Linked DNA regions of Homo sapiens: regions 1, 2 and 4 are each linked to region 3. A link is a loop called in an ENCODE intact Hi-C map of the cell type or tissue named here. Cell type or tissue: PC-3. All regions are shown on one strand.

Region 1 (8,000 bases), 250 kb after region 3:
AGCTAAATGGATAAAGAAGATGTGATTGATACACACACACAGAGGAGGAATGTTATTCAGCCTTAAAAAAGAAAAGAATCTTGCTATTTGTGACAACACGGATGAACCTGGAGGACATAATGCTAAGCCAGACACAGAAAGATAAATGTCGTATAATCTCACATATATTTGGTATCTAAAAAAGTCAACATCACAGAAACAAAGAGTAGAAGGATGGTTACCAGGGGCCGCAGGGTGGGGGAAATGGGGAGATGTGACCAAAAGGATAAACCTGCAGTTGCAAGAAAGCTCGAAAAAGTCCTGGAGCCCTAATGTACTGTATGGTGACCATAGTTAAAAAGGATGTATTATATACTTGAAATTTGCTAAGACTCATCTTAAGTATTCCCCACACACACATACACAAAGGCAACTATGTGAGGTGAGGAAAATGTTAATTAGCTTGATTGTGGTAATCATTTCACAATTTATACATATATCAAAACATCACATTGCATACCTTAAATATATACAATTTGTATTTGTCAATTATACCTTAATAAAGCTGAGGAGTAAAAAATAAGAAGAAATGTAAGCTAAGAATAGGCAAATATGCAGCTAAATCTAAATGAATACTTGTAGGAAGTTACAATAACAATGCATAATTTTAGAGATTTTTTTTAAAGCAGTCAAAAATAACATATAAGATGGGAGGGGTAGTCAGACTTAAATGTGCTAAAAGTTTATGAAAAGAGTAGAGATACTAAGTAACTTTAGGCTTTGTTAAGTACAATTAAACTTTAAAGGGTAACCAATAAAAAAAAGAAAATCGAGTTTATCTTTTCCAAAAAGTAATGGGGAAAATTACTTTTCCCTATAATTATATAAAAAAATTTCAATCTCAAAAAGACAAGAAACAAAGAAAAAAGTATTAAAAAGTCAAGTAAATAGCACAAGATGGTATAAATAAGTTAAAATACATGAACAATCACAATAAATGTAAATGGACTAAAGTTAACAGTTACAGATTGTCAAATTCTAACATCCAGCTATATGCTATTTATAAGAGACATCTAAAATATAAGAAGTGGAAAGATTGAAAGTCACCTATTTAAAAAGCATATTATGGAAATATTAACCCCCCAAATAATATATATTTATATTAATATAGATAAAATCAACTTTAAGCTTTTTAAATATTAGTAAGTCACTAAATAATGATAAAAATATTAAATTCACTAGGAAGAGATCACTTGAATCTTGCCCAAACTAGTAACATAGCATCAAATATACAAATCAAATTTGGTAGAATTACAAGGAATAACTGACCAATCCACAAACATAGTGGGAGTTTCTCTGTGAAACTGATATAGCAAGCAGACAAAAAATCAATACAGATATAGAAGATTTGACAACACAATTAACAGCACGGCTTGATTAATGGACACATACAGAGCCCTAAAACCAAAAGAAGGATCAAAAACCATATGTATGAAATTCATTGTAGAACATAAGTGAAACATGCAAATATGAGTAAAACTGACCTCATAATAGAGGGCAAGAAACAAGTCTCAACATATTTCAAAGAATCTGTATATACACAGACCATATTCTATAACTAAATGCAATTAGCTGAAAAATAAATGATAGAAAGATAAACTTTTAAAAACATTTATCTTAATACAAAAAATTAGCCGGGCGCGGTGGCGGGCGCCTGTAGTCCCAGCTACTCGGGAGGCTGAGGCAGGAGAATGGCGTGAACCCGGGAAGCGGAGCTTGCAATGAGCCGAGATTGCGCCACTGCAGTCCGCAGTCCGGCCTGGGCGACAGAGCGAGACTCCGTCTCAAAAAAAAAAAAAAAAAAAAAAAACATTTATCTTAAAATTAAAAGCATATCTCTAGGTTATTCATATGTTAACATAAAATAATAATGCAACTGTAATGAAATCATTATGAACTTTAATGATAATATTACATGTCAAAACTTACAGAATGTGGATAGTGGTACTTAGAGGGATTTTGTAGCCTCAGGTCTCATCGAAGCTTTCCTTCATTTTTCCAATTACACAGTTCATTGATTTACATATTCATTCAATAAATGTTTAATCTGGCATTGTGGAAGTCATATGGTTGGAGGCTGTAGTAGTCGCTAATAGCTCCAAAATGGAAATCCTGAGCTAACCTAGTCCATTTTCCAATTGTTGATTTACAAGAGCTGTCCAGGGCAGCTCATAGATTCTCTTGCAATGGAGACATCACAGGCTATACATTTCCCATTGCCAATAGTCAAAGGCATTGACAATAGTCTCATGCTCAAAGGGACAACAGATATAGGAATTCTTCAACCCAAAATGTGATACACAGCATTCCTGGATATTTTCTTATCTACTTGACTTTCCACCTCAAATACTCTCTCTCTCTCTCTCTCGGAGAGGAATCTTACTATATTGCCCAGGCAGAAGTGTAGTAGCTATTCATAGCCGCAATCCCACCACTCATCACCACAGGAGTTTTCACCTGCTCTGTTTCTTACCTTAACTGGTTCACCCCTCCTTAGGCAACATGCTGGTGCCCTGCTCCCAGGAAGTCACCATGTTTGATGCTTGACTCAATGTGGACACTTGATCTGCATAACGCACTACAGCCCAGACCTCCTGGACTCCCGCGATTTTCCTGCCTCAGCCTCATGAGTAGCTGGGACTACAGGGGCCACCACCATGCCTGGCCCATTCTCTCTTTTGATGGGAAAGGTTTTCTCTTCATTGGAAAGTGGAAAGTCTCATAGGACTAAAAGGATATATATATGTCTTCACATCTAGCAGCTATTTCAATGATAGCATAAGAGACACAAGAGGAAACAAAACATCTTCGGTTTCCCTGGAGCAAATTTCAAATGGACATGTAAGGACAACAGCCACCAAAGTTTCCTCAGATTTGCAGTGACAGAATGATAGGATACAATTAGCAATGGTGATGAGGTTGCTTCTAAAGAGCTAAGCAGAGCATATTTGCTTTTCCTGTTGATGTGTCATTATTTTAAAAAAATTTATCAACCTCTACGACAGAATCACCATAGGCTCACTCTTTAGTCCATTTCCTTTTATCTTTTGGGGTTGTCCCAGGTTACTAGTTACTTGTCAAGTAAATCACGTTCTGTATTTCTCACCATCAGTTGTCTAAGTCCCATGTTGGAAAGGATCTCCCTAATTTTATTTTCTGGATATCAAAGGCTGTCACTCATCTCTCAATGGCAGCGACAAGTTTTGAGGATATATAGTAGTAGCTAGATTTTAAGGCAAAAACCTTTATCCAAGCATGTGTTTGTTTTGCAACATAATACTTGCTGTACTTTATTTATTAGATTTCTTCATTATGTAAGACATTTTAATTACAAAGCTATCATAGATTACATTAGCTATGGCTCTTCTTCTTACGGTTAAAAATAACGTGCATGACGCAGCTGGCTTTATAGAAGCTGTATCTGGGCAGATAACTGTGAGTGTGTCACTGTCGATGCAAACTAGGAAAGATAAATACTGCTGCTAATCATTGGAACCCGCTGTGTAGCTATTATAGTTTGTTCAAGTTAAAACAGTGGCGATGAGTCAGACTGTTTCTCCCTCCGGCTTTAGAAAACTCGTATATTTAACCAAGATAGATTTACACGTGAGGTTGTGCGTGACGAGGTTGCTACGAATGCCTCATCCAGGACTAAGTTCCAAGACAGGGCACTGGAAAGCACGAGATACAAGCAAAAGTAGGTTGCACAAGTTCTCTTCCTCAAGAGCCTCCTCTCTCCAAAGCTTTTCTGCTGTTTATTCCACATGTTGGTCTTTGTTTCCAGGGGAAATTGATTGATGACTGGCTTCAAACAACGTGCACAATTTATGGATATGGAAAATGCATGTACTATCTACACACGCTGGTTCTTTATAGATGGTCTTTAGGGCAAGTCTGAGATGCCTGGATAATGTACAAACCAGCATTAACAAATCTCTGCAGAGAAGACACTACCTATCTCTTCCTCTTGAGATTAGATAAAAAGCAACCTTTTAAATGCCTGCTTTAAAGACCATGACTGCACACTTTATATTTTCCCTTTGGTTGTCCCTAATAGTGAATGTCCTGAGCTAGTCTTTAATACAAACTTCAGATATAAAGCCCCAACCCTGGAAGAAACCAGTGGCACTATTCTTCAAAATAGCACTTATGGAATTTTTTTTTCCAGGCTACAAAAGTAATAACTGTTCATTGCAGAAATACTGTTAAAAACAGAAAAGTAGGAAGAGAAAATAAAAGTCACCCATGATCTGCCCATTGAGAAATTACTCACCATACCCTCTCATTCTTTTTTCCTGGGAATTCATAGTTTCATAAGATTAGATCATATATATATATATATATATATATGATATATACATATATCGTGTGTGTGTGTTTGTGTATAATATGACCTGCAGGTGTTCATTTAGTATATCATAACCATTTTCTCTCATATTACAACATATTACCCTGAAATAGACTTTTTGATAGCTATATGGTATTACATTCTATGAATGTACCATAATTTTCTAAACCAGCCCCCTATTGTTGAACATATAGATTGTTTTCAATATTTACTATTATAAATCCTAAGATCATGCACATCCTTGTACATAAGAACCATCTTTGCATTCTTGGCTACGTGTATCAATTATTTAATATACCATTGAATTAAATTTGTCAGCACTATATTTTATTTATAATTTTTTCATCTATTAGTGGGCTTTTTCTAAAACCTGTAAGAAATGCATGCAAGCAAAAATCACTGTGTCCCATGTTAAAGAGAGGGCCAGGTGTGGTGGTTCACACCTGTAATCCCAGCACTTTGGGAGGCCGAGGTGGGTGGATCACTTGAGGCCAGGAGTTCAAGACAAGCCTGGCCAACATGGTGAAACACCGCCTCTACTAACAATACAAAAATTAGCCAGGTGCAGTGGTGGGCACCTGTAATCCCAGCTACTCAGGGGACTGAGGCAGGAGAATCAGTTGAACCCAGGAGGCAGAGGCTGCAGTGAACTGAGATCGCACCACTGCACACTCCAGCCTGGGTGACCGAGTGAGACTTGGTCTAAAACAAACAAACAAACAAAACAAGAGAGAGAATTGTCTTGGGAAAGGCAATCAGAATCAGCAGCAGCTGATGCTATATGGGAACAGCCTTGGTACCACGGCTATTTAATACTGGGTTTGCTACAGGTCCTCTGAAGAATGCAAAACCAAAGTTATTCAATTGGCGTTGGAATTAGAGCAACTGTTCTATTATTGTGTGCAAACTTCTGCTATAAATAACCTGACAGTATCCATCTGCATGGGATGCAAAAAAACAAGAAACATGCAAAGTAAAGACCAAAATAGACCTGGGGTTCATCTGGTATACCCTTTCCATGGGGCCCCAAACAGATGGTGCAAATTCCCAAGATATACCTGCCTAATGGCATTGTCCTATCTCAGAGCGGGGGAATGAGGGGATTCCTTTCAGCAAATGGCCTAGCCAGAAAGGAAAGGGAAGTGAGTCACTGAGATTCATCATTTTATTCAACAAATAATTATTTGGGCACTAGACATGTTCCAGGCACTGTTCTAGACCCTAGGAATACAACAGTAAGCAAGAAAGACAAATTCCCTGAACACAGTGAATGGCCCAGAAATGGCTACTATTTTCCAGCACTATTTTGTCTGTTTTTCCTTCCCTATCCCCATCTAGACTTTTTCTTTTCTCCCAATTGCATTACTCATGCCAAGTGGCCTGCCTTCTACTGACTTCTTTCCCTAGGCCATTTTGCAACAGACAGTCAAAGTTCAGGAACCTGCAAAGTCTTCAGTTTCATTCCTCACCCACTAGCTGCCCTGGAGGTCAGGAGCTATGAGCTTTTCACCTTTGGTGCCCAGTGTGATGCCCAGCATCCAGAAAGTGTTCAATAAACAATAAACTGAAGAAGGTTTTAGACTTTTAAAGAAAGGGACCCACCATCTCTGAAGAAGCTCTGCAGAAACTGGCATTGTCTCCTCTCCCTGATCTCTTCCCAGAAGGCTAGAAAATCTAATAAAAATCTCCTTAGGAGGTCTGGTGGAGAATATAATGTGTCATTTCAGGTAGACACTGAAGCATATTTACTATAGATTAAACTTGGAGGGGCTCTTTCTTATGGGCCTCGCTAGCATTTGTCAACTGTGAGCATAGAGATGGAGATATATATAGACAGACAGGTAGATATATATAGATAGGCCGGTACATAGAGATAGATGGATGATAGAGGAAGTGGAAACTGGCAGGGAACACCATGTGTCACCGGCAGAAAAGAGATGAAAGATGAAAAGTAAGACTGATTATAGCCCAAAGCACCAAAGTTCTGAGTGATCCACAAAGAGGTGAGACTCATCCAGAGACCCAGGAATTAGCAGTATCCAGTAGACAGAGCAGGGCTTTAAAGGTTTTTAAAAAGCAAGGGTGCCTCACTTTTATTGCTTGCAGCTAGGGAGAAAAAAAGCAGGATGGCTTGTGAATGCTTTCAGTTAAGGGAAATAAAGACATACACCCATATGCACAGAGATTTGAGTCACACTCACCAAAACATAACGGTGGCTTCAGGTCACCCACTTCCAACCAAATCTAAGCCCCGGATAAGTCTCAGGATATGTCCCCTACAAGAACGTTGCCTCAATTCCTGCAAGAAAAAGAGAGCAGATCCAAGATCCTTCTAGAGGGTGGGTCCCAGAGCTTTGCAAGAAAGGTTTGGAGAATGATGACTTTGAAGATGGGGGCTCTGCCCTTCTTTATCCACAGCCTGAGCTCGGCATGCTATTTTTCCTTAAAGGCCCTGCAGTGAGAAGGTGCTATGGGTGGGAATGAAGCTACTACTGGAGGTCCTAAAAGGTAAATAAAGATGATGGAAAAATGGGGGTGGACCCAACAGTCCATAGGCTTGGTCCAACATCTCTGAGCTTCCTGACAAGTCTTGACTCACAAGAAAAGAAGCCAAGTAACTGATAATAAGCTCAATTCTGAATGTGGTCCTTAATCCAGCCCAACCATCAGTGCCAAGAGGGTTAAAATCAAGTAGAAAACTTACCACCTTCCAGAAATAGAAGAAACAAAAAACACATTGCAAGAAACATCCAGTTAAGTTTGCCTCTTCTTGTAAAAAGGCTTGATATGGGTTCTTGGCTACTCCTGCTTTCCCATCCTCCTTTTATAAAGTCCACTTCCAAATATTCTGTGTTAGACACAGTTGGACTAAGAGTCAGGGGGAAGGACCAGGAATGGTGGCTCATGCCAGTAATCTCAGCGATTCGGGAGGGCAAGGAAGGAGGATCATTTGAAGCCAGGAGTTTGAGACCAGTCTGGGAAACATAGCGAGACCCCGTCCCTACTAAAAATTTCAAAATTAGCCAGGTGTGGCAACACATGCCTATAGTTCCAGCTATTTGGGAGGCTGAGGTGGGAGGATCATTTGAACCAAGCAGTGGAGATTGAGTCACTGCACTCTAGTCTGAGTGACAAAGCAAGACCTTGTCTCTTAAAAAAAAAAAAAAAAAAAAAAAAAAAACGGTCAAGGGATGTGGAATAAAATATGTCCCAAACATCTTCCCAGTAATTTTTATTCCTAGGAAACTCTATGGCCAACACGGAGTCCATGTAAATAAAGCTCATGCCAGGGGGAAAGTTCCCCTTTGGAAGCCGAGTTCCCTTTCTCTCTCCCTGAGATTAATAGGAGCCATGCCCTGATAACTAGAGAAGAATAAGCTACTAAATGAGCCCAGAGAGACAGACACAAAATGGTTATTTAATGTGAGCTGTTGTCACCATGTGCAGAAGACATCAGAACCCATTTCCATTCACCCCCTGCACAAACACTATTTCAATGGCCTTATTGTGGGGAATCACCGCAAGTGTCAATCCTGCCATTTCACCTCTGAAATTAACAAGGCTTTCTGGAGGCTGCCTCCCCTCACCTGTCAAAACCATAACTCTGCTGAGC
Region 2 (8,000 bases), 150 kb after region 3:
CTACAAGAGATCTATGGCTGGGCTCCATTCTCAGCTCAGTCCTCGTGCTCTGTTGTGTGACCTCCCAAGTGACCGCAGGCAGAAGTCTAGTGAGTTCAGCAAGAAGCAAGCCCATCTATCTCCACCCCAAGGCGCGAGGGGGTAGTTGTGAGCTCTGACTACAGAGTCAGAATGACAGGGGTGTGCCCCAGCCCCCTTGGCTTATTAGCTGTCTTATGTCATTCATCTTAGTTTTTCTGAGCCTCGGCTTCCTCACTTCTTAAAATTCAGATTATAATGATGGAATCATTCTCTGAAAGCTGCTGTGAAGATTTGAATGTGGTGCCTGGCGCCACCCTAAGTCCTCCATAAATTAAAGGTGCAGCTTTTTTTTGTTTATTTGTTGTTTGCAGGGAGCTGGGAACAGGGGGAGCAGCTGCAGGCAGATGAAGCCTGAAGGACTCTGGGGTCTGGGGACCACAGAGAACTAAGTCAGGATGCACACTGGATGGAAATAGATTTATTCCAGAGAAATATTTGAGTGCAGCATTGGCTTGTCTTGAACTCAGTCCAAAGAAGAAGTTACTGCCAAATGGACCCCATAATGAGGCTGGGGTTTTTGGTGTGTGTTTTTTTAAATCAATAATGCAGAGGAGGAGGGCTGGAGCATGAGGTCCTTGTGGAAGGGGAGGTTTTACTGTCACCAAGAAACAGTTCATCTCTCACAGACTCAAAGAAGCTCACTGGAGCTTGGCCAGGGTGGCTGCAGCCCAGAGCTTTGAAGTCAACTGTTCTTCGGTTTCTCCTTTTTCTCTGTTCTTCTTCTTTTTTTTTCACTGCTTTTGTTGTTGTTCGTGTATACATGTATGTTGTGGTTTTGCTTTTGTTTTCATGGTGCATTTCCCTTTGATTTCCCTTTGAAAATTCCATGTGTCTGGGTTGTGTGATGGGGAACAGGGAAAGGTATTTGGGCTTTGTCCGTGTTGGACCCAAGAAAGAGAGGTCCCTCGGGCTTGAGAGTGCTGAAGGCCACCTCAGGAGCCCATCTCCAAAGATGGAAACTGTCAGCCTCCACCAGAGCCTTCCTCAGGACCTTCATCTGCCAAACCCAGGAGACCTCTGTATCCTTCGAAAGTACAGGCGGTTCTGTGGGATCAAGGACATGGAAGCACCATGGGGCAGCTCAGTGCAGGGCAGAGGAGACCTGGCTTGGGAGGCAGGAGCCGCTGGCATTTAACCTTCCATCCTTTCTACTGAAGAGTCCCTCAGCACTAACAGTTTGTCATCTTAACCTAAGCCAAGCAAGTGCTTTAGATGGTTTAAATCCAAGACACTAAACTGACCTGAGAAGGAAAGGGATAAGGAACAGGAGATCAGGTGGAAGTCCAAGGAACTCATCCTTGCATCCAAAACAAAATGAAGAGTCAAGTGTCCCACATCAGTCCCTTCCAATCCACCTCTTTTACACAACCTGCCAGGCCAAGCCTGAGCAGACAGTGGGGATGAGATGGAAAGGAAGAGCTAATGTGAGAGTCTCTGTAAAGGAAGAATCCAAAGTGCCTGGAAACTAGTCAGGCTAATTCTCGCTAAAGTGATAGCGACTTCATAGATATTTCCTGCCAGAAGTACTTTTATTTAGAAGGAAGACACTAAGAAAGAGAAAAAGATCATAAGAGAAAGTCAATGCCTAGCCTAAAAGCAATACTTTCCAGTCCCAAGCACTACTCCTTCAAAACATGAGTTGAGCATTGCATAAATTTTGGAAAACTGCCGCATACTGTCTTTCTTAGAGGTTCACCAATTAACATTAACACTTTAACAGCTGGGATAAGACTTGGGTTAAAAAAGCCTTTTCAACTTTGTTTAACCCCTTGTTTCTCAAATGCTTCCATCACAAAACGCTTTCCCATCTCCAAGTAAAAACTATTAACATCCCAAATTCTGCACCTCAGCCTAAAGCCTAAAGCAATGTATCTTTAACAATGAGATTTTAGGTACCTTCAAAAAAACAGGAGTATCATCCCCATCTGGGTGTCCCCTCCTCTCCCAACCCCCTTAATTGACCCGGGCAGGGCCACTGGATAGATGTAGAATCCAGGAAAGGCCCAGATCAGGGATAAGAGCATATCTGCATGCCAACCAAAAGTAACATCAGAGAGGTGCTGACTATTCAGGCCAAGGCTAAAACCTGAAGCCCAAGGACAGCTGCTAGGCATTAGGGGACAGGAACAAGCATGGGACAAGAGCTTGAGATAAGCTCAGACTGAAGTGGGTTTTATTGCACCAGTCCCATAAGTGGCCTCTCTGGCATGGGGGTGTCTTAAAGACACCACATGGCCTTACAGACTGGTACTTCCCAAAGCATACCAGAAAGCCAGCCTTGTAAATAATCATGCATTTGGTTAAATGCTCACAGTCGCCAAGAACAGTAATAAGGAACTAAGAGTAAGGCCTGCTCTAATGTCAGCATTCGTAACTAAGGGGCTATGGTACTAACTCGAAGGATAGAGAAATTAAGATTCCAGATCACATGGGAGCAGACTCTGCTAATGAGGGTAAGAAATTACCGTCTTGGTGTGAAATGACACAATATAGACCCATTCTCCCTAGCAGATTTGCAATGGAAGATGGATGATCTAATTGGCCAGTACAGATCACATTGCGTTCCATGCAGGACTCGGGTAGCACAGACCTGTCAGGATGAGAAAATGAGTCACCGTGTGCATGCACAGTAATCACCGTCACAGAGAAGTGGGTGAACAAGTTCCACAAATTTTTCGGTAATAGGGACTAACGCTTGCTGAATGCTCCCCCTGTGACAAGTGCCGGGCTAAGCACTTTACCTGGATTATCTCATTTAATCCTCACAGCAGCTCCATGAAGCTCAAGAAGGTTAAGCAGCTTGCCCCAGGTCAGGGATAGAACCGGTGTTGCGCTCTGCATTCAGTCTCCAGAGCCCATGCTTAGCCATTGGCTCTTTCCATCCCTGCATCAGGCCCATTGAGGTTCCCCCCATCTTGTTACTTTCACTACATACCCATGCAGCGTCCTCTCCCCACAACGCGATCCCATCTGTTTTTGCTGACAGTTAGGTCTCTAAACCAGCACTTACCTAATAGGCTACTGGTAGGCTGAGATTTGACGCTCCCCTACCAATCCGAGGGGCAGGAGTGTAGGACCTGGGATGGCCACATCTTGGGCTGGTAGTCCTGGGTGCCAACCATTAAGCTACTGCCTCCCAGCTCCAAACCTACCCTCTGTACTTGGGTCTGTGACGCTGGGGCTGGGGGGCTGCAAATACATTTCTCCTTTTACAGATAACTCCCCAGATGGTCCTCAAGTGAGGCATTGAAGGGAGACTGGGAGGCAGGAGGCAGCAGAGAAGACTTGCTCCTTCCCACATGCTGGCTGTTCCTGGCAGTGGTGACCTGGCATTGGCTCTTTAGCCCCACAGCAGCAGTGGGTTCCAGTTTCCAGCTTTTCCCTACCCTCCCAGAACCAGCCTTATTATGCCCCTCAGAGGTACTAGCAGCATCCAGGCAGTGCCCCTCCCCAGAAGCAGGTTCCCGGGTCCCTGGGCTCCATCCTCCAAGCTCCTAAGGTACCAGCGGTCCCCGAGCAGCCACCCCTGCTCAGAGAACTGGTCCTAGCTCCCTAGGTCCCTCTTCCAAGCTCCAAGGTCTGATAATCCAAACTTCTAGCCTCTTTTCCCCAGCCTAGAGGAGGCAGCTGCAATTCCTCCATTTGGATTACTTCTGTCTTCTCTACTTTCTCAGTCCTAATGCTTGTTCAACCAATTCCCCATATTCAGCTCGGTCTGTTACTGTATCTAGAGTGGTTTCTGATGTCCTGAACTGGACTCTGATTGATGTATCTAGTCATCTCAGTGTGCCGTAAAAACATCATTTTCTATGTGTGTCATGACAGTGAAAAGGCTTGTGAATCCCCACCCCCTCCATGACAACCTGGGCCCTAGAAAAGCAGCCATTAGATGATATAGCCAGCATTCATTCTCCAGTATACATGCCCAAGAAAATAATTTCAAAATTAGAGTCCAAAGGGTGCTAGCGAGCATTTAATTGTCCTGGACACATGCCTAAGTCCTCCTAGAACTGGACACACAGACCAGCCTTGATTGTCATTTACACTGAAACCACAGGCATCTCTGAGTAGCAGCAGACAGCTTCTCTTCTGTGCTCCAAAGTTAAGCTATTATGACACAAGAAGGCTTAAATTCAGACTTCTTTAAGTATTAAAAGCAGAAGTCTGAGATTGCAGCCCCATATTCAGCTTATCTTTTTTTCTGTTAATCAATCACCCAGTATTTATTGAGCACAAGTAGATGCCTGTCCAAGAAAGAGATGCACTTGCAAATGAGTATGGAAGGTACCCGCTAGATATGCATTCATTTCCCTTTACAGCCCTACTGGGCTTTCAGTGACTGCTCAATAGGCACTTTTCATAATTCCCCATTGTTGTCAGGCTATTTTTATCCTTCCCGTATGAATCAGAGTATGACTTACTGTCCCACTGTTAAAATCCTTATTCTGGCAAAACCATTATTATTTATTTGTTTGGTATCTTTCAAAAAAATTTTATGGCTTGAACCCTCATCTCAAAATTAAATAATCTCATCATTAAATACCTTATGCTGGATGGACAAAAGTAAATGACATCAATATGTGGACAACTTATAAAAACAGCAACTTAAAAGGCCAGGTCAGCCACATCCCCGTTATCTAGATGCTCTTTAGAAGGGAGGCACTGAGCCACTCTCCATACCAGGCTGTGGCCAGAATTGGCCTGTTCTGTGCAGTAACTTAGAGACCAGCATTCCAGATGAGCTGATTCAAAATTAATCATTTGGGGCAAAATGCATCCTAAGTAATGTCAACTTAGTAATAACAGTAATAATACTTAGTAATTATTCAGTACAGCTCAAAATTCCCTGTTCATATTAATCCGTTGTTAAGAGCTAAATTGTTCCCCATCCCCCACTACCAAATTCATATGTGAAAACCCTAACGGCCAGTTCCTCAGAATGTGGCTGCATTTGGAGATAGGGTCTTCAAAGAGGTAATTAAGTTAAAATGAGGCTGTTAGGGTGTACCCTAATGCAATCTGACTGATGTCATTTATAAGGATAGAGGGAGAGGGAGAGGGAATAGAGGATAAGGAAGAGGAGAAAGGGGAAAGGGGAGGGAAAGAGAGAAGGGGCGGGGAGGAGAGGGAGAGGAAGAGACCAGACGGGCACACACACAGAGGCACTATGTGAAGACACCAGATCATCAGAAGACAGCCATCTGCAAGCCCAGGAGAAAGGTCTTAAAAGGAAGCAACCATGTCTATGCCTTAATCTTGTTCTTGACTCTAAAATTGTGAGCTGTTGTGTAAGCTACTCAGTGTTACCTATGACTGAGTGGCATTTTGCTATGGCAACACTAACAAACTAATATGCCCATGAACTTTTTTTTTTTTTTTTTTTTATGAGACGGAGTCTCACTCTGTCTCCCAGGCTAGAGTGCAGTGGCACGATCTTGGCTCACTGCAACCTCCTCCTCCCGGCCTCAAACAATTCTGTCTTCCTGCCTCAGCCTCCAGAGTAGCTGGGACTACAGGTGCACACCACCATCCCCAGCTAATTTTTTGTATTTTTAGTAGAATCAGGTTTTACCATGTTTGTCAGGCTGGTCTCAAACTCCTGACCTCAGGTGATCTGCCCACTTCAGCTTCCCAAAATGCTGGGATTACAGGCATGAGCCACTGCGCCCAGCCACCCATGAACTTTCAGAATAGTTTCTAACATGGAAAATCTACTTGGCTACAGATCTTTTCTTTACTTTTCAAGTGGATAAAAATGAAGCAGGAAAAGATTGGCGAACTTTGCCGGCATCTCTTAGCTCAGCCCTGGATGGATGGGATTTAGCCCGACCCTCTCCCTTCTCTGCTCACCACAGCTCTGTTCTCCAGCCTGACTGATAAGGTGGGAAAACCAGTATTAAGCACATATTTTCAAAGAACAATCAACTCTTGATTATCCATTATTAATGTGGAACAGAGCCTGCATAGAAAATTAAAATCCACATACATTCCAAACCCCAGTATTAGCCATTAATGTCAACCTGCTCAAACACTTCAGACTTCATCAACCCCTGCTGTTTTCCTTTGAGGAAAAGCCTAGCAGTGTTATGAATTTATCTATTACCTTTAACTATCCATAAAATATCATGCAGTTGGGAAAGCCCCAACTTCTCTTTGGTAGAAATGTTCTAAAGTGTATATGTATTCTTAGGGGAGAAAGGGAAATTTTATATCCTTGACTTATTTTTAAATTGAAATGTTAAATTAACATTTTGTAAGATGGCATGCAAAATAGTTGGTGTAGTATTTCATAATCCTGTGTTTTAAAGAGAGGAATAATGTATTTTCCCAGGTAAACCAACTAGAACCCACTAAAAAATTATCTCAAAATCATAATGCTAGAAGACCTCTAATGAATCATTTAGTAGTTTTCTTTCTTTCTTTCTTTTTCTTTCTTTCTTTCTTCTTTCCTTCTCTTCCTTCCTTCCCTTTCTTTTTATTTCTTTCTCTCTTTTCTTTTTTCCTTTTTTAGCAACAGATCTCTGTTTTCAAAATTAATTTTTTGTGGAAGTTTGATATAGAAGAGGATTTGATCTTCTCTGCTTGAAGTAGGCATGAACTGCCCATTCAGCCTCCTCATTGCCCCCTTGAATTTCCTGAGACCTTAGGGCTGTGAAAAAACAAAAACAAAAACAAAACAAAAAACAGAACAAAACCACAAACGTATTTCAATTCTTTCATTTTACAGATTTGGAAATCAAGGCCCAAATGGGAACCATCGTCATGGCCAAGGTTGAGCATTTTATAATGGCATATCCAGGTCTGGAGCCCAAATCTCCTGATTTGTGGTCCACACACTTTGCCTGCATCACACTGTTGGTCATATGGACTTTGTTTTGTGTGACAAGTTGGGTCCCAGAACAGCTTTAATGCCTAACCAGTTCTGCAGCTTTCACCACCAGGAGCAGGCTTGTGTGCTGAGACACACCAGCATCAGTACATGAAGCAGATCTCTTCAATGCCCAGAATTCTTAGGCATATTTCCAGATATTGGACCAACAACCTTGGGGTTATTTGCCTGGATAAAATATCCATGTATTCAGATCCAGTGGTTCCTCAACTTTAGTATCCCCTTTATGATTACTGGGGGGATTTGATAAAAATACAAATGCCAGAAATTCTGATTCAGTAGGTGTAGGGCATAACCCAGGAATCTGTATTTTAATAATGATCCAAATAATAAATATTTATTTATTTAAATAAATCTGTATTTAAATAATGATTTAATAATGGGGCTATGACGAAATGATCCCCAGACCACACTTTGAGATACATGGCTTTAATTTTTCTTTGTCATTAAAACCTTCCCATGGAAGAACTAAAGTTGGCTCAGACTTCAGGAACTGCATGCTTTTAAACAAGCTTTCAGTCTGACAAGAGTTTTAGCCACCACCACCACCAGCCCCCAGATTCAGAGCATTATCCTGCAGATGGTGTCTTATTCTCACAGTGGCATCCTGCTAAATTCCACAGTGACTGGATAATCATCTCAGGTGGTCACACTGGGAGAAGCAACAGGAACTGACGTAAGGAACCAAACTTTGTTTTCATGCGAATGGTTTCCATGGAAAATTAAACAAGCAATAAAGACATACAAAAAGGTATTGTGCATATCAGTAACCAGAAAAAGTCTCTTATGGGATAGCTCATCTAAATTTGAAAGTACTATCAGCTTTGGAAGGTCTTGAGCTCAAATATTAGAGGGGTCAGCCTAAGGAGCTGGGAAGCCCAGCAAAGGTTAAGATTTCAGGGCAAATATCAAATCTTGCACTGAGAAATCCCTGTGTCGAGCTGTGCCAAAACCAGATGTTTTTACTAGTAATTAGTATTATGATAATTCACTTAACTAGGAATAAAATAGGGCATGATTGTTTACTGCT
Region 3 (8,000 bases):
AGGAAGGAAGGAAGGAAAGAAGGAGGGAAGGAAGGAAAAGGAGGGAACGAAGGAAGGCAGGGGAACGAGACTCTGAGTTTTCTGATGCAAATCTGGAATTCCTCCCATATCTGGAAGAGTTCTGTGCATCTACAGCCTCTCCAACCTTTGAAAAAGAGCTTGGGAGGTCATTAGGAAAGGGAGAAAAACAAAAAGGGAAATTTGTCAGCATGAGTTTGAGTAGACCTCCTGATGTGAAGAGCTAGAAAAGCCTCTCTTTGGAGACCTAGGCCATTTCTAACAGTTTCCTTTGAAATCACTAATTATGTTCTAAAAAAGAAGGCGTCATTGGAGCCAGAACCAGCAGCCAATTACCCACGAGAAATCACTCACTGTGTGGGCTGCCTTTTCTCTCTGTTCGCATAATTTTAAAATGCAATTTCTAGAATCATGCTAAATACTTGTAAACAGAGATTGGTTTAATTGCAAGAAGAAACAATTTCAGGGGATAAAAAGGAGTTGTTTCTCCTTGTTTTATTGATAATAGAGCAGTCCACTTTGGGTCAGACTTATAGACTTACTTAGTCCATCTATCTTCTCACTCAAAGTCAGGTCCCTCTGCAACTCTGGTGAGAGGTACAGACTTCAGGAGAAGGTAGAGGTTGAGGCTGCTATGGGGTAGTGGAAAGAGCATAGCATTTGGACTTAGAAGACCTGGGTTCATAGTCCCAGCTCTGGTACTTTCTAGATTGCTTCTATTATAACATTATAATAGGAAGCCACTTAGACTTCCTGAGCCTCAGTTTTCTCATCTTAAAAGTAGGACTGCCACACAGGGTGGGAAGAGCAAGGGGTAATATATAGGTGTGAAAACTAGAAAGTACGCTAATGGAATGTGAGCTCCGTGAGAGTAGTGGCTCAGCTGCCTGCCGCCTTTCCTGTGTTCTGGATGGTGCCTGTAAGATTGTATCGGTTATTTCGTATCAATCAAAACTGCCACATAATGAAAATTATAGAGTGGCAGGGGCCTACCACCACCCACATTTGTTTCTCACAGGTCTGTGGGGTCTGGCTGATCTAGGCTGGGCCTGGCTCATCACCACTGGGCTGGTTCAGCTGGAGCAACTTAGCCAGGAAAGCCATGCTTTTCTCAAGACTAAGGGCTAGCTGGGGCTCATCCTTGTCATGGTGATGGCAGAAAGGCAAGAAGAAGCAAGGCCAGCATGTCTGTGCTATGTTTACTAATATCCCATCAGTCAAGGATGGAAGACATGTGGCTGGGGCTAGGGATGGGAATTTCATTCTGCCCACACAGCGGCATGATACTGCAAAGTTACATGGCAAAGGGTGTGAAGAATTGGGCCATAAATGCTGTCTACCACAAGGTGCAAGTAGAATACACATGTTTTTTGAATGAATGAATGTTTTCTGAATGAATGAAGACAAATTCAAGACAGGTGAGGCTCTTAAAGCAAGTTCTCACCTTGGGCATCAAGGCTGTCTGTCTTCCAATGCCTGCAATCCTTTAACCAACGGAAGAGGGGGTAGGGAAAAAGTTACTACAATCGGACAGAGCCATGTAGTAAAAATAAATGAGTCTCCAGACTTCCCCTGTGAGCCCTGCCCAGCACCTAGAACCTTCAGCTCACTTTTAACTAACTGTTGCTAAAATTACAGTTAATCTCTAAGGCGTTACCTAAAGATGTTGGGTCCATTTAAGAAGTGGAGGGACAACCAAGGTAGGAAAATATGTTTCTGTCTTCTTTAACCACAGGGAATCATTTGATTGCTTCTTGAAATGAAATTAAGAAAATAAGTCACTTAAAATTATAACAACAACCCAAAGAACCAAACACTGAAATTATTAATGGTGGCTTCATTTGAGGAATTAGATTAGGGATAAGGTAGATGAAGAAGATATTTTCTTTATAATTGAAAACTTCCTGGGCTGTTGGGAAATAACTGTTTAACCATATGCATGTTATTTTTATAATACATTTTTGAAAAGGTTTAAAGATGCAGGCTGTGAAACTCCCTTCTTGTATGTGCTTTCAAACCCTAGAGGGATGAAGCTTTGAAGGTGGGATGACAGGCATTGGCTGTAGGAGGGAGGCCAGGGGCCTTGCCCAGAACCATCTCAAATCCTACCCTGTGGACAGCAGCTTGCCTGCCCTACTCACAAGGCCCCCATCTAAAAAAAGAAAAGGAAAGCAATCCCCCCTTCCTCATAATAACACACAGAAGAGAGCATGAATGAAATTAACATTCTTGTCTGCTCACCCAGAATAAAATGTCACTGGGTGAGTAAGAAAGCGATTACTTCCAAGGCTGAATGAGCAAACTCTTTAGGCAGATGGGGAAGTCTTGTTGTACTCCTGATTTTGGGGTTATTTCCCTTGTCTTTCCATTTCTTCCTGCCTCCTCCAGGCTTCCTGTGGGCCTGGGTTTGCATAAAGAGTGTTTTTGGGGGCGCATATCCTGGGAAGGCACTGGCCTCTTTTTAGCATTTGCAATTTGGTTTTTAAATGTTGCTGTATAGCAGGAAGGCATGTTAAGAAAAAGCGTGTGAGATAAGATGGATTTTTTTTTGGAAAATGCTGTTTGCAGCTCTCATCTGAGTAAGGCTTGGATAGCTCTGTTCTCAGAGTTTATTTCTGCTGCAGTATGATAAAGGTGGAGAACGACCTGCCCGCAGTTTTACGTTGCATAATGGCTGGATGGGGTCCTTTAGCTGCTGAATTGCTCTCTTATATCACAGCTGATCAGAAATCTGGTGGTTTTCTCTGGGGAAGAGTCTCAGCCCAGCCGCCTCTGAAATGATGAGAGGGGAACAGATTCTGGAATTCCCGAGTTCCTTATTTATTGCTGAGACCAAAAGGTCTGTGTGTGGATGCATCTCTGTGTGTTTGTGCTTACTTACGAGTGTGTGCTGAGGTGGGGGCACTTGGGAGAAGAAAATCTCGGAGCAAAAGGACTTTTCCAAAGAAGAACATCATCTACCTTGTGCTCCTGTCATTTTAGCCACAGAGAGCAGAACAAACCATAAAAATCAAAGCTCCAGTCCCCCATAAGCTAAGACAAATGACTACATGCCTCAAAGTCACTCCAACCTTGAAACACAGCTTGGAAAAGTCTTCCTGTAGCATGGTAACAAGTCATCCAGACTCAAGTTGGTTATAACCCAGCGAGAACCTGCCCTCACAGATACAGGAACTGGGAATGAGAAAAGGGTTTTGCTTCAGCCTGGATCACGAGCTCCTTGGTTCTTTCCTCTCCCTGTCTTCCTCTTGGCTCACTTTGCAGAGATTTTCAGTCTATTTCAGCATCTCCTCATTAAAGTAAATAGTGCTTTCCCGAGAGCATATCTTTGATATTTCTGCAATTGTGCCATAGCCAGCTAATGTGTAATGCTGTAGTTTAATAGTCTATTAAAACACAGCACTGCACATTAAAATCTCTACTGTATCACTGCAGATCTACTTAACAAAGGCGAGGTCCCCAGAAAGCACTATTCACTTGCTGAGAGTTGCTGCAACAGAACAGGAGAAGTCTCTTATGGCGGAAGAATTTAAAGGGGAAACGGGATAGTGGAGAGGACCTCCCTGTACCTCCTCATCGCCAACTAGAGCAGCCCCTTTGCCCGTCTGAAAGGAGCAAAATCTGCTGGTGCTATGGATTGCATCTGAAAATTCTTGGAGTTTAATAACAAATCCCTGTAGATCAAATCTCATTACTCAGATCTTTATTTGGAAGCACTTCAGTTTCCTCTCTCTCCCTCTCAGAGAGAGACAGAGTTCAGGAAAGCAGCCCCTAGCCTGGAAAATGCACCACTGGCCCCTCCCTCTAGAACAATTGCCAGGGAGGAGGAGGAATTCTTCAAACAGCTGTAAATCCTCCCACCAACATCTTCCTCCTTTAGAAACTACAACACATCCCCACATCAAAGCCTCCCCTCAGCTGCCAAGAGAAAGAATCAATAGTGTAACAGAAAGGAAGCAACGTGAATGCAGGGTGTGTGGTGTAAACACCTCTACTGCAAATAACCCAAATATCACCTTAGAAACAGGAGAATAAAACTCCTGGTGCTGAGGCTTCTGATGGGCCCCGCAAGTGAGCAGTCAAAATACCAGTAGCAGCTTTGCCACAGAGTCAGGTCCAGGGAGAGAAGAATAGGGAAGACAGCAAGACAAGGATGGGACTTTGCAGGTGGGATGGTCAGAATCAAAGGCAAAGAAAAAGTAGGTGAGTCGAGAAATAAGGTACAAAAAGTAGAAGAGACACACCCATTGGAATGAGCATCAGAAGCTCTGGCAATGGTCATGCTGCCGTTCAGTCACTTTAGGATGGGTCTGGTCAGTAACCTGCACATCCTCATCCACTAGCGAATGCAGGCCCTCTCAGTTTCCCTCCAGTTCTAGTGATTCCATGAACTCCGAGTAAACCTACCTAGTGGTTGTGCGTGTGTGTAGGGGTACACATCTTTAGTCATCTTAGTTTTTAAACTCTTAATGTCACTTGATAATTGTTTAATTTGTTGAGTCACTACGATGCCTGCAGCGTTTCCGTGTCATAAAGTCAAAGCTTGCTGGAATTCATTGTGGACTTGTATTTTCCAAGCAAAGCCCTGAGTTATCTCAATTTAGTCATTTAAACTAGGAATTTAAATGACCAGTTTTAGGAGTATCTACTCCTGGCTTCCTGGATGATGAACACGTGGCCACCTTCTTCCGGAGACTATGAAGAAAGCAGCCGTGGCCTGGCCCCTCCTGACTCTCACACTGAGAATGCAGAAGCCCCAGTGCTTTTCTGCCCATGGAAGAGACAGAGGGTGTGGCCATGGTTGTTATTTTTAGTGGTTTTCTCTTCTAACCCTTCCCCAAAAATGCCAGTTGGGGCAGGGAGTAAGTACGTGGTTCTTTATCAATGTCCAACTCTTCTTGGATCTGTTCACATAACTGACATGCATTTTGTGAGCTAACTTCCCACCTGGCTCCCTCTTATCCTTCCAGTAGCTCACGTTCCCGATGTCACCATGTCCTCACCTACCGAACTTGAATTTAATCTAAATTGAAATTTTACTGTCATGACACATTTGGAGTTGCCTGGGATCCTATCTGGGGCAAAGTGGACACAAAACATGAATAAATGAACTGATAATTCCCTGGCCTTTCTCCCCTAGTTGTAGGTACAGGTGTGTCTAGGGGTGGGGAGGTAATGGAAGATGGGGAAAACAGAACTGCCTTGGTGACTTGGGGTAGAAATGGGGGTGAAGCTTTTACTTGACATTTAAGTGAAATGGGGTAACAGTGAAAAGAAGAAGTGTGAGGGCTTCAGCGTGTCTGAAAGCAGACTTGTATGAGGAGAAGCAAAGAACCACAGAGACAATGTGATTTCTGAAGTGACGGGTGATGTTTTTCTTTAGTTTTCAATTCAATATTGAGGCACCGAGTATCTAGTCAGGAAGACCCTGTCAGGGAAGGGCCAAATCTTTATTGAGTCCTCCATTGGGCCAGTGGCTGGCTTTCATATGCATTATCTCATTGAGTCCTTGCAATGACCCTTCCACAGGGATTGTTCAGATTTTATAGGTGGAGAAACTGAGGCAGAAATGGGGTTAAGTCAGGGGTCCCCAACCCCAGGGCCAGAGACTGGTAGCAGTCTGTGCCCTGTTAGGAACCACGCCACACAGAAGCAGGTGAGCAGTGGCAAGCCAGCATTACCACCTGAGCCCCACCTTCTGTCAGATCAGGGCTGGCATTAGATTCTCATAAGAGCACAAGCCCTATTGTGAACTGTGCATGGCGGGGATCTAGGTTGCACATTCCTTATGAGAATCTAATGCCTGATAATCTGAAGTGGAACAGTTTCATCCCCAAACTATCTCCCAATTCCTGCCTACTATCTATGGAAAAATTGTCTTCCATGAAACTGGTCCCTGGTGGCAAAAAGGTTGGGGACTTCTGGGTTAAGTAATGGGCCCAAGGACACACACCAGCAAAGTGCAAAAATTAGTATTTCAATACAGTTTTTCCTATCACCTTCTTATATGACATCTTGGGACCACTTAGCCCATTAAAAACTTTGGGCCATAAAATTATGAATAATCCAATGTCTTTGAAATTGCCTTTGCAAAGATTATGACAGAGAGAGAAGTCTAGCATGACTGACTCCATCTTGCTTCTAGCCTCACAGGCTGGCTGTCTTTGCTCATTCCTAGGCATAGACCAAGCTAACCATAGGGGGAATTTAGTTTGCTGTTTAACTTTGAAGCAAGGATGATAATAGTCCCACGTAAAACTGACTTCTTCCTGTTCAGAGGCTGGAAACACCTTTGTAAGACTAATGAAAGGCCACAAGATTAGGATTATGGGAGGAGCTCAAATTCTGCTAAAAGGTAGGTATATTTCTATAACCTCTTACTGCTCAGGAGTCACGCAGCTAGGGGACACAAGATTTGTGACTTCTCCAATTGCTCCTACAGATGACATCACTATTGTAGAACCTAAGATTGGTCTTTTGAGATGTTTTCCTGGCTGACCCACCCGGACTCATGACTTATCATGATTCAACCCATCCTGTTGCTCCCAACCCAAGGGTGGATTCAGCTCATGGGGACCACGTTCCATATTCCTATGATTGCATCCCCAACCAATCCACAGCACCCACTCCCTAGTCCCCTGCACACCACACTGTCTTTGAAAAACCCTAATCTCCAAGCCTCTGGGGAAACTGATTTGAGCAAAAACCCCATCTCCTGTGTGGCTGGCCTCCTGTCAATAAAACTCTTTCTGTACTGTGATACCACGGTCTCAGTCACCTGCTTTTTTCTGTGCAGAGGGAAAGAAGAACCCATCAGCAATTATATCGTCTCCCTCAAGGCAAGTAAAATCTGAGAGATGGAGATAGAAAATCCAGGAATGGCTACTGAATTAAGAAGGAGCAAGAAAGGACAAAACAAGTGTTTTTAGGAAGGTGGCAACACCTCCGGTTGGTCTAAAGGATCTATGGGGAAGCAGCTGCAGACCCAGTTCACTGCTCCAGGGTCCTGCCACAGCCATAAGTCTAGAAATGACCCAGATCCTCAAACAGAGTTTTCCTGTGTCCCAGGAAGAGTTGCCCACTGGCCAGTTTCCTCACCTTCAGCTCATCAGGCAAAGCGGGGAAGAAGGCAGGCTGGAGTGCCTGGAAAGGACAGAGAGGAGGCATCCAGGTGGAGGGAGAAGAGATCCTTACAGGTAAAAGAGACGCATGGTTGGGCTGGGTGCCAGAGTTGATTTCCCCTCCTCTCTCCACACTAGGAACTGGTAATTGAGCACACATGTCTTTGTGTGAAGGGCTCCCAAATTGAAGTGATAGTGACACCCTCAAACCCTGAAGAAGAGCATAGGGGAGTAACTACTGCACCCTTATCTCTGCCCCCAGCTGGGAGGCTGATGGATACTATTAAACGGAGCCTCTGTAAGTGGCATTTGTGGTGGCAGGGGCGGGGCTGGGGGTTGGAGAGAGAAAGAAAGAGAAAGAGAAACAGAGAGAAGCAGACTGGGAAGTGCTTGCTGCTTTCCTTCTCAAAATAGTCCAGGTGGGAGGGGTGATAACTGAGAAATGCAAATGCATGATTTGGAGGATTTCATGGCTGTTGCCCAAGATAGTGCAGGGTGGGTGCCACCTGAAGACCAGGGCCTAAAACGCTCTTGGTTGCTACCTTAGATGCAAGAATTCAGACCTATGTCTCTAAATTAGAATAATTGCATTAATGCAGTCTCCTCCCTCAGGCTCCTCTTTAGGTTTCTAACACAGCACTGGAAGAGAATTCAGGAATAAAAGATGTGAGCTCAAGTCTTTATCAGCTATATGACCTTAGGAACTCCTCTTAACAACCTCTTTAGTCTAGATTGCTCATCAGCAACTTCACAGGGCCATTACTAAAAAACAAGCACCAGTGAAGCTGAAAGCATTTTGCACACTGTAGAATGTCACATGAATAGTGTTTATTTGTTACAACCAAGGTCTAGCCTTGGGAG
Region 4 (8,000 bases), 250 kb before region 3:
AGTGTTTCTTAATTTGCAATAACCACAATCATTACTGGCCTTACACTGTAAAATCATGTAATATACACTGCTTGCTTTGAGTTGACTCCTCCTCCTCCTTCATTTATCTGCCTAAATTTTATTGGGCTTCTCAAATAGCTCAGGCCACCACCTCTTCAGTAACCCTTCCTTAACCTAAAGTACCCCTACTTCAATTTCTCACAACAGTCCTTTCTTTTACTGAATTAGTTGTCCCTCCTCTGGGTTTCGAAATCATCCTCTGCATATTACCTTCAAAGAAGGAATCACACTGTTCTCTGTTTGTTTATAAGACACATCTCCCCTACTAGTTTTTGAACTCCTTAAAGGCAAGGATCATCTTTATGACCCAGCTCAAAGCCCAATGTCTGGTATTAGTAGACATGCTAAAATGTTTGTGAAGTGATGAATACATGTATGAATATATTCAGACTTAGAAACAGCATCACAGAGATGGGTCTTCAGAAAACATTTAATATATCCCGCTTCACCCAAAACTCCCTAAATAAGTATTTCCAAAGAGTTGTGTTATTATTAAAACAAGAAAATAATTTTCCATGTTCAATATAAAATAAACATTTTTCTAATGAAAATAGGATTAAATAAGAATCTTACCGGCAAAGTTCCAGGTAGAGATGCATCAAAAAAAGAAACCAAAGAATTTGGAGGTGCTGAAAAGCGAACTTGAGATCCAGAGAAGAGTTTAGAGTTGGAGGAAATCTGGGCATGAATTTCCAAACCTACCACAGCAGCCCATTTGTGTTCACTAAGAAGAAAGAGATAATGGTTAAGATGTATTATATTTGTCACCATGAATGAATTTCTATAAGTCTAAACCACAAATGTTAATTTCCTATATGTGTTTTAAACTTAATACAATGTTATATCCTCACATTAAAAATGTGTCATATTTTATCAGTGACTAAATAAAAAACAATTTAGAATAAGCGCCTACACTGAGATTGGCAAACTAAAATTCATTTACAACATGGCATCAGGAGGCTGATGATATAAACATGAAGGCTATAGAGAAAGGAACAATTTGGCGTCTTAAAACAATTTAGAAATGGGTATCAGGTGACAACTGCTTGGCTGACTTCAGTGAAAAGCGGCATTTAACAAATTAACTGTAACTTATCAAGTAATCACTCAGTAAATGATGAAAGCTGATCTTTCCCACATTATCTAGAATTAACATAAATGGCAACATTCTACTACTAGAGAAATAATGATAAATAGTTCCACGTCTCTTATTTAAAAAGGAAATTCTCAACCATGTTTTGGTTTGCATGTATAATAACCAGAGAGACACAGATACAATAAATCACCACTAAATGATACTCTTAAAAAAATTTTGCAAAACTCCACCACACTAAACCATCTGATGCGGCATATTTTTGGTCCCCCAAATCACTTTCAATTCCTGAGACCTAATTTCAGGTTACTTTTTTAATGCTTATTTGCTATCAAATCTAAGAAGCTGTTAAATGCTATAATAATCTCTCTTATCTGGTCAGTCCTACTCTGTTGGGTCTGTACATAGGCCTCTCCAGGTCCTTATAAATGTGCTTATTCCCTATGAAATCCATGTATGTTCCTATCCTGCTCTTCTCCCAAGTAATTTTGTGTATATACATATATATATATATACATATTTTACATCGTTTTGTTTTGTTTCAATCATTTCAACATATAAAGTTCTATATCTGAAGTACTGCAAGAATAAGTCCTTCTTTTTAAAGTTTGGAAACACAGCCCATAAGGGAGGGGAATTAAAGTAGGAACTCATTAGAAATTCTGCATGCAGTAAAGCACCATTCAAAGTATTTTTGCATTTCCATTACATGAGAGAAAAAATGTACTTTCCATTCACAAGGAAACAATCTAATTCACGAAAAGAATACAAAACTGAATACTTCTTTCTGGACAATTTCCCTCTGTTCCTCCAACTGAAAGTAAAAATAATGCCAACTAGTCTCAAAGAATAAACAAAATATTAGAAACTTGCCATATGTTTCTGTATTTAAAGAGAAACTATTTAATTCTTACATAATGAAGCATAAACAGCTGTTCAGGGGATATCTGGCCAAATAAGCAAAACTCTCCATATAACCAGGGGGAGTATCTCTTCTTTTGGCTGCGTCCTCCTAGGTCTAGTCACACATATTCCAACATAAAACGCCTGCACAGATAGCTAGTGTTTTCTGACTAATGACAATAACCCACCACTACCAAGAGCTTGTAGGTAAAGGCTCCCTTTCTACCTTTAGAACGCTGCCAGCCCATACTAGCGCTAAATAAAATCAGCTAAATATGATCCCGCTTCTCGTGTCACCGTCCCCACTGCTAGTGCTATTAGTAAGATGACCGAATCCACTCTTCTGTCTGTGCACCCTTCAAGAAAATATTTGCTATTTTACACTCGCGAATTCCCCAACTACATCTATTTGAAAACAGTGGTTTATATATGGGGGCGGAGTTGATAGAAAGTCTGTTTGTGCTTTTATTTAGGTTTCGGGGCTCCAGGTTATAACTCAACGCCCTCCCGTCAGCCAAAACGTCTAGAAGCTGGGCCGTAATTGCCATTATTTCCCCAGTCCTGCAGTTCCACCTCACAGTTAGGTGGGCAGAAATGTATGAAACAGAATACCCTTTCCTCGTCTTCTGGGCCGTGTGGAGGGGCTGCTGAGCCACTGAGCTCTCTCCCCTAATCTGGTTGGATGTGGACCCAGTCGGAGCCCCTCTTCGGTGGCAAGAACCACCGTCAACCCGGGCGAAAGCCCAACGTCTTCCACGGCAGCCCCAGCGCAGCATGGGCGCCGCCATTGTAACTCCAGGGTCTTGGTCAGGTGACTCAGCCTCACTATGCCGCGAGGCTCCCTGGGAAGCGTAGTTCTGGAAATGCATTAAAAACGCCATAGGCTCGGACCGGAAGACTACTATTCCCGGCGAGCATTGTGATTCGAAGCCTGCCGGAACCCCGCGGAGAGGGGAGGGAAGGAGAAATAGAGGAGAGGGTGGGAGGGTTTCTGGGTGGGGAGGTGTGACTCCTCCTAGCGGGGAGTTGGAGAGGTTTGTGGCTGTGAGCGTGTGTATAAGTTAGAGTGTGAGCGCTTGATGCTTGGTGCTAAAGCGTGGCCGGGATTTTATAACCCAGTTAACCTTGCAAGGGGAAGTAAATGACCTTGACAGCTCAGCAGAGACTTCCTCAGCCCCCAAACCCAATCCGTTATATTCTCTGTCTACTCTCCTGCTTCACTCAGCAATTTGTGCGTTAATGCAACAAATACTTATTTGCATGCCTACCGTAATGCCAGGCTCAGTTCTCTTAGGCACTGTAGTTACTGCAGAGATCAAGACAGTTATGGCCCGCATGTTCATGGAGCTTACATTCTAAAGAAGGGAGACATACAGAAGTTAACAAAAATAAGATACTTCCATATAGGTAGTAAGTGCTATGTTTAAGCAGAGGTAATTGGAGACAAACAGCCCTAGATTGAATGTTCATGTACATTTTAACCTCCTTTTTATTATTGGCCAGTATCAGAAACACACTCCTTATATGCTAGGAGCAGATACCATCGTCCCAGCGGACTTCCTTCATTTTCCTGTGTCAAAACTAATACCCCTTGTTAAAACTGCCACCGATTTCTTGTGTTTGAACACAGTCTAGAATAGTCATTTAGCCACTCTCTATTTCATCACCCGACTTTGATTGTCCTCGTAGTGCTTTTGACTGCCTGATGTTTATCTTCTATTTCCACAAATTCCTCGTCTGTCTTATTCACTACAGTACAAAGTAGGTTCCTTAAAAATATTTGTTGAATAAAGTAGTGCAGTGTGGAGAATGCATTTGACAAAGGATGGAGTGGATGCCCTTTGGAGCAGTAATTGTTTAGGGGAGAGATGATGAGTTAGGGTGGTGGCAGAGCCAAAGAGAAATGGATCTGTTTGAGATAGATATAGGAAGTAAAATTGAAGGACTCTGATGGATTGGATATGATGGTGGAAGGCTAGGAGAAACAAATAACTCCTGGATTTCTGGTTTGCACAACTGGCTGATGAAGTTATCCACCGAGATAAGGAAACCAGAAAAGGAACAGGTTTGCAAAGAAAACATATGAGTTTGGTTGCCTTGGAGACATTCAAGAGGAGAAATCAAGTAGACATCAGTGATGCCTAATTCTGAGTATAGAGCAGGGCAAGGGGAAAAGCTGCATATTTTGTATACTTCACATTGATAGATTTTCAGTTATTGATCAATAATCCATTGATTAGTTGGCTGTAACCTTTGATCTTTTCCTTTAATACACTTCAATTGCATATCCATATGGAAGAAAGAAACTTTAGTTACTGTCCTTAAAATTGTCATCATTTATTTTTTCCATCTTTTCTACTTTTTCATCCACTATCACTGTTCTAAATTGCCACACCAGAAGTATCAGTCATTTGACCAAGGATGAAAATGACAAAAATGACAGGGACTGGAAGGGAGTGGTGGAGACTTGTTCCAAAATTTCTCTCTAATTATTGCCCTTTATTTAAGGTTCAGATGATTCTCTAGATCCTTTACTAGAGTCTTCCCTCTGAGTTTCCATGTTTTCCACCTTTACTCTAGGTAAGCTAGCTTTCTTTTACTTATTTAGCTCCTCAGGTTTTTCTGGCCCAGACTAGGGGTCAGGAGAGTTGCCTCTGAGCACAAAATGGCTTCACTTTTGTTAGGACAACAGAGGAGAATGGAATCTTGTATCTCTAGCTAAAAAGAGAGGGGGACACTTGTTACCTCATCGCTGGTAATCAGCATCCTTAAAAGGCGATTCACTCCATCAAATGGAAGATTGGGAATGTTTTGAAAACCACTGTAAGGGAGAGCAACACATTTAATGAAAATCCTAATCTTACGGGTAAAACGCGCTATAAGGGAAGCTCATCTTTGTTTCTGAAGCGGTATTATTCAGTAATAGGCTATCGCCTCAAAGGCCCCACCCCACCACTAGAGGAGATAAAAATCCTACGCATGTAAGTGTATTTGCTTCCTTTCACGAACGGAAACCGGCCAGTTTCCTGCATCTTGTCTCTATCTAATCATTGCCCTTTCAAAAATCCTATAGAACTAATCGTGGAAATAGAGACTTGTCAATAACCATCTCTTTGGCTGTCCTCTCCCTCAAGACTATTTGTCATTTCCCGAAATGCCTGTAGTTTTCCTTGTGAAAACAGGAGCACTGTTTTCTGAGTGCTCCCCCTGCCTTGCTCCTTAGCTGGTCATACTCCCACCAAACCGCCTTCTGTGGGACCATTTCTAGCCTTCCTGCTGCATGCCAAATCTGATATCTGTCAGAACTATTGCTGATAGACAGCTCTCCAGCTGCGAGAGCTATTTTGGTTGCACCGACAAGGTGGCTGTCATCTGGGAGACACAGAGATTTTCATTTTCAAGGAACTCAGAAGGTAGCTGGGCAGAGTTTCTAGCAAAAACAACATTTTTCTTAGGGAGAGCCTCTCGGCTCTTATTTTATCCATATAATTGATACACAGTACAAATAGATTTAGAACAGGTTTTTAAAAAGCTATGTAAAGCAGAGCAGAATTTCGAGTCGTTACTTATAAATGGCAGTAGTTAGATGTGTCAAAATAACATGCTTGGTTTTGTTTAGTGCTCTTCAGTGGGTCTTTGAATGTCAGAGTTGGAATGAACTGGCTCACCTCTGCATTTGACTCAAAACTATGAATAAAACCACATTGATTTCTGAACACAGATTACTTTTTCTCTCAAATCTAAGTTGTGCTTAATTGTAATCATTCCCTTTCACTAGTTCACGATGGGGGAAATAACATGAATACCCAATGTCCTAGGATAGATAGCTTCTTCAGCAATGTGGGTGCAATGTGAGGGGGTAATACAGGTGGTTCTAAGTTTCCACTTTTTAAATGAAATAAATAATTTCAATAGAAACATTAAAATTGCAAGTAAAGTGAAAAAGAGACAGTTTCCACTATCCTGGCAATGTATGTCGAAATCTATTTGTATACATCTTTCCAGTTAAAATTGCATTAACTAATGTAGTCTTTGATTAACTACTTTTGTCCTGTGGAAACAAAGTCAATGCTTTAAAAGCATTTAGCAGGCTAATCAACAAAATGCCCCTTGTAGTCTAACAGAGCTGGAAGCAGATGGTTATCTTAGTATTTCTTAGCACAGTTGTGAGCTTGATCCCTGTCTTTCTTGGCTGTGAGTTTCTATGTGTTCTATGGCTATGGAACTCAGCCTGCTGTCTTGAAACTTTATGCCACATGGTAGAGACGGAAGATGGCTAGGTCAGTAGATATTCTCTTAAAAAAAGAGAAAGAAACCACAGCAGTAACAACAAAACCCACATAAGATAATGTACATATAACAGAAATTAATAGCATCATTTATGTTGTAACTAGAAGAGCTCCTGTTTTTGAGAAAGCATTCTGAAAACATGAAGTTCCTTCTTAGAAAAACTACATTTTAAAATCCAGTTAGGTGTCATTAGGGGAAAAAAGAAAGACTGGGAATACATGCATGCTGAGCAATTGGGAAAACAGGATTCATTTCCTTTTATTTTACCATTAAAGTCTTGATTCTGATAAAATACTGATGCAGAGGGAATAATTGCTTTCTCTAGAAGATTGCTTTGCAGCAAAGAAATCTATGACTCCTTTTTCCTTTCCAGTGCAAGGAAATAGAACACCCTGTTCAATGTCCTTGAGAGATGAAGGGCCATATGGGGAAGATGAGGCCAGCACATTGTTGCTATTATGCCTGGACCATAAACTGGAAGCTCTCTATGGTCTCCCTTCTTCTATCTAATCTCAGGGGATGGTTTGGATGGTTTGCTCTTTCCCCGGGCTTTTTCTAGAAATTTCTAGAAATCTGGCTACTCCCTCAGAGCCAACAAGAATGATGTGTAAGAAAGAAGCTCCACTTCCATACATCCTTTGCTTCATGACGTACTTGAAAGAAGATACTCCTGATTTGTAAGTAATGGGTGGTAGAACACGTTAAACTCCATGTTTCTGTAAACTGTGTTTTTGCATGTGGTCATATCCCTCTATGCACCAAGAAATTCTCTCTTTTGTGTTTTGGAATTCGATATTTGGCCTTCAAAGTTAGAGAGCTTGTACACACACACACACATCACCAAACACACACTTCTAAGCAGTAGCTTAATTCAGGAGCTCCAATAATAGAAACGTTTAGGTTTCAAAACAGATGATGTTTTTGTATGTCAGATGGTTCTCCTGATTTTAAGCCTAAAGATGTTGAAAAGTGTGGCATTAAAGAACTCCACCACCAAGACACGTGGACTTTGATGAGACCTTTCAGCGAATGAACTCCTACTTGATAATTGAAGGGAAGATGTATCAGAGTCCATCAGCATGGTACAGAAGAGAATGGAAGAGCTTATCTTACACATCCTGCCCTGTAATTGGTGTCATTACCTATGCGTATCTGAACTGGTATCTCTGTATCTAGGCCACCCTTGAACCAAGAATGGATGGACTGCACAAAGCAATAAAGGCTGAACTCATGTTGGTGGTAGAGCCTTCAGGGCTCACCACAGTTTAATGTATAGCCGTTGAGAAGAAATTTAGTGCTCCATGAAGAAGTGCCAGATTGAATTAAAATCAAGCAACAATCAGATGAAACAACCACGGAGATAAATGCAGAGAGAGAGAGAGAGAGAGAGAGAGAGAGAGAGAGAATTCCCAGGGATTCATTAATACTAGTTAGGGAAAGACCAGCACACACATTATTCATGTCTCCTTGGAGTCTGAGTCTAGATTCTAATTCAACAATAAGATTTTGATGACTTGGCCTAGCAGTGATTTCAGTTGATGTGAATTCCACACTTACATCAGCTTGGCTACTAAAAGGCATTTTCATCCCCTCACGTATAGTAAGAATGAAGATAAATGGTGTTAAGAATGGGACTGGATACTGTGTTTTTCAA

What was found. Peaks named below come from ENCODE experiments on the same cell type or tissue, not always from the same donor. Only the 100,000 strongest peaks of a DNase experiment are listed, where the experiment ranks them.
Region 1: it touches region 3 in a loop (8-fold over the local background); 3 of 110 quality-filtered maps call a loop at or near these places.
Region 2: a loop joins it to region 3, with 21 times the contacts of the local background. A loop is called at or near these places in 3 of 110 quality-filtered maps.
Region 4: it touches region 3 in a loop (7-fold over the local background); 5 of 110 quality-filtered maps call a loop at or near these places.

Annotation. Positions count from the first base shown.
Region 1 is chr4:152,261,741-152,269,740 of GRCh38, forward strand. It overlaps the pseudogene RN7SL446P. Among named protein-coding and RNA genes, the nearest start is that of FBXW7-AS1, 72 kb to the right of the region's middle. In PC-3, no CTCF peak of the experiment used is centred here; a DNase peak (open chromatin) is centred at 3,521; H3K4me3 peaks cover 421 bases; H3K27ac peaks cover 1,908 bases.
Region 2 is chr4:152,157,742-152,165,741 of GRCh38, forward strand. No RefSeq gene overlaps it. Among named protein-coding and RNA genes, the nearest start is that of LINC02273, 61 kb to the left of the region's middle. In PC-3, no CTCF peak of the experiment used is centred here; no DNase peak of the experiment used is centred here; H3K27ac peaks cover 1,392 bases.
Region 3 is chr4:152,006,975-152,014,974 of GRCh38, forward strand. No RefSeq gene overlaps it. Among named protein-coding and RNA genes, the nearest start is that of LINC03074, 55 kb to the left of the region's middle. RefSeq lists an enhancer at 7,419-7,578. In PC-3, no CTCF peak of the experiment used is centred here; a DNase peak (open chromatin) is centred at 4,617; H3K4me3 peaks cover 613 bases; H3K27ac peaks cover 3,242 bases.
Region 4 is chr4:151,758,139-151,766,138 of GRCh38, forward strand. It overlaps GATB (glutamyl-tRNA amidotransferase subunit B), which reads right to left and starts at 2,869. Exons shown (of 13, transcript NM_004564.3): 1 at 2,669-2,869; 2 at 634-784. The coding sequence starts at 2,844. RefSeq lists an enhancer at 2,585-2,864. In PC-3, a CTCF peak has its summit at 3,095; a DNase peak (open chromatin) is centred at 2,963; H3K4me3 peaks cover 1,746 bases; H3K27ac peaks cover 471 bases.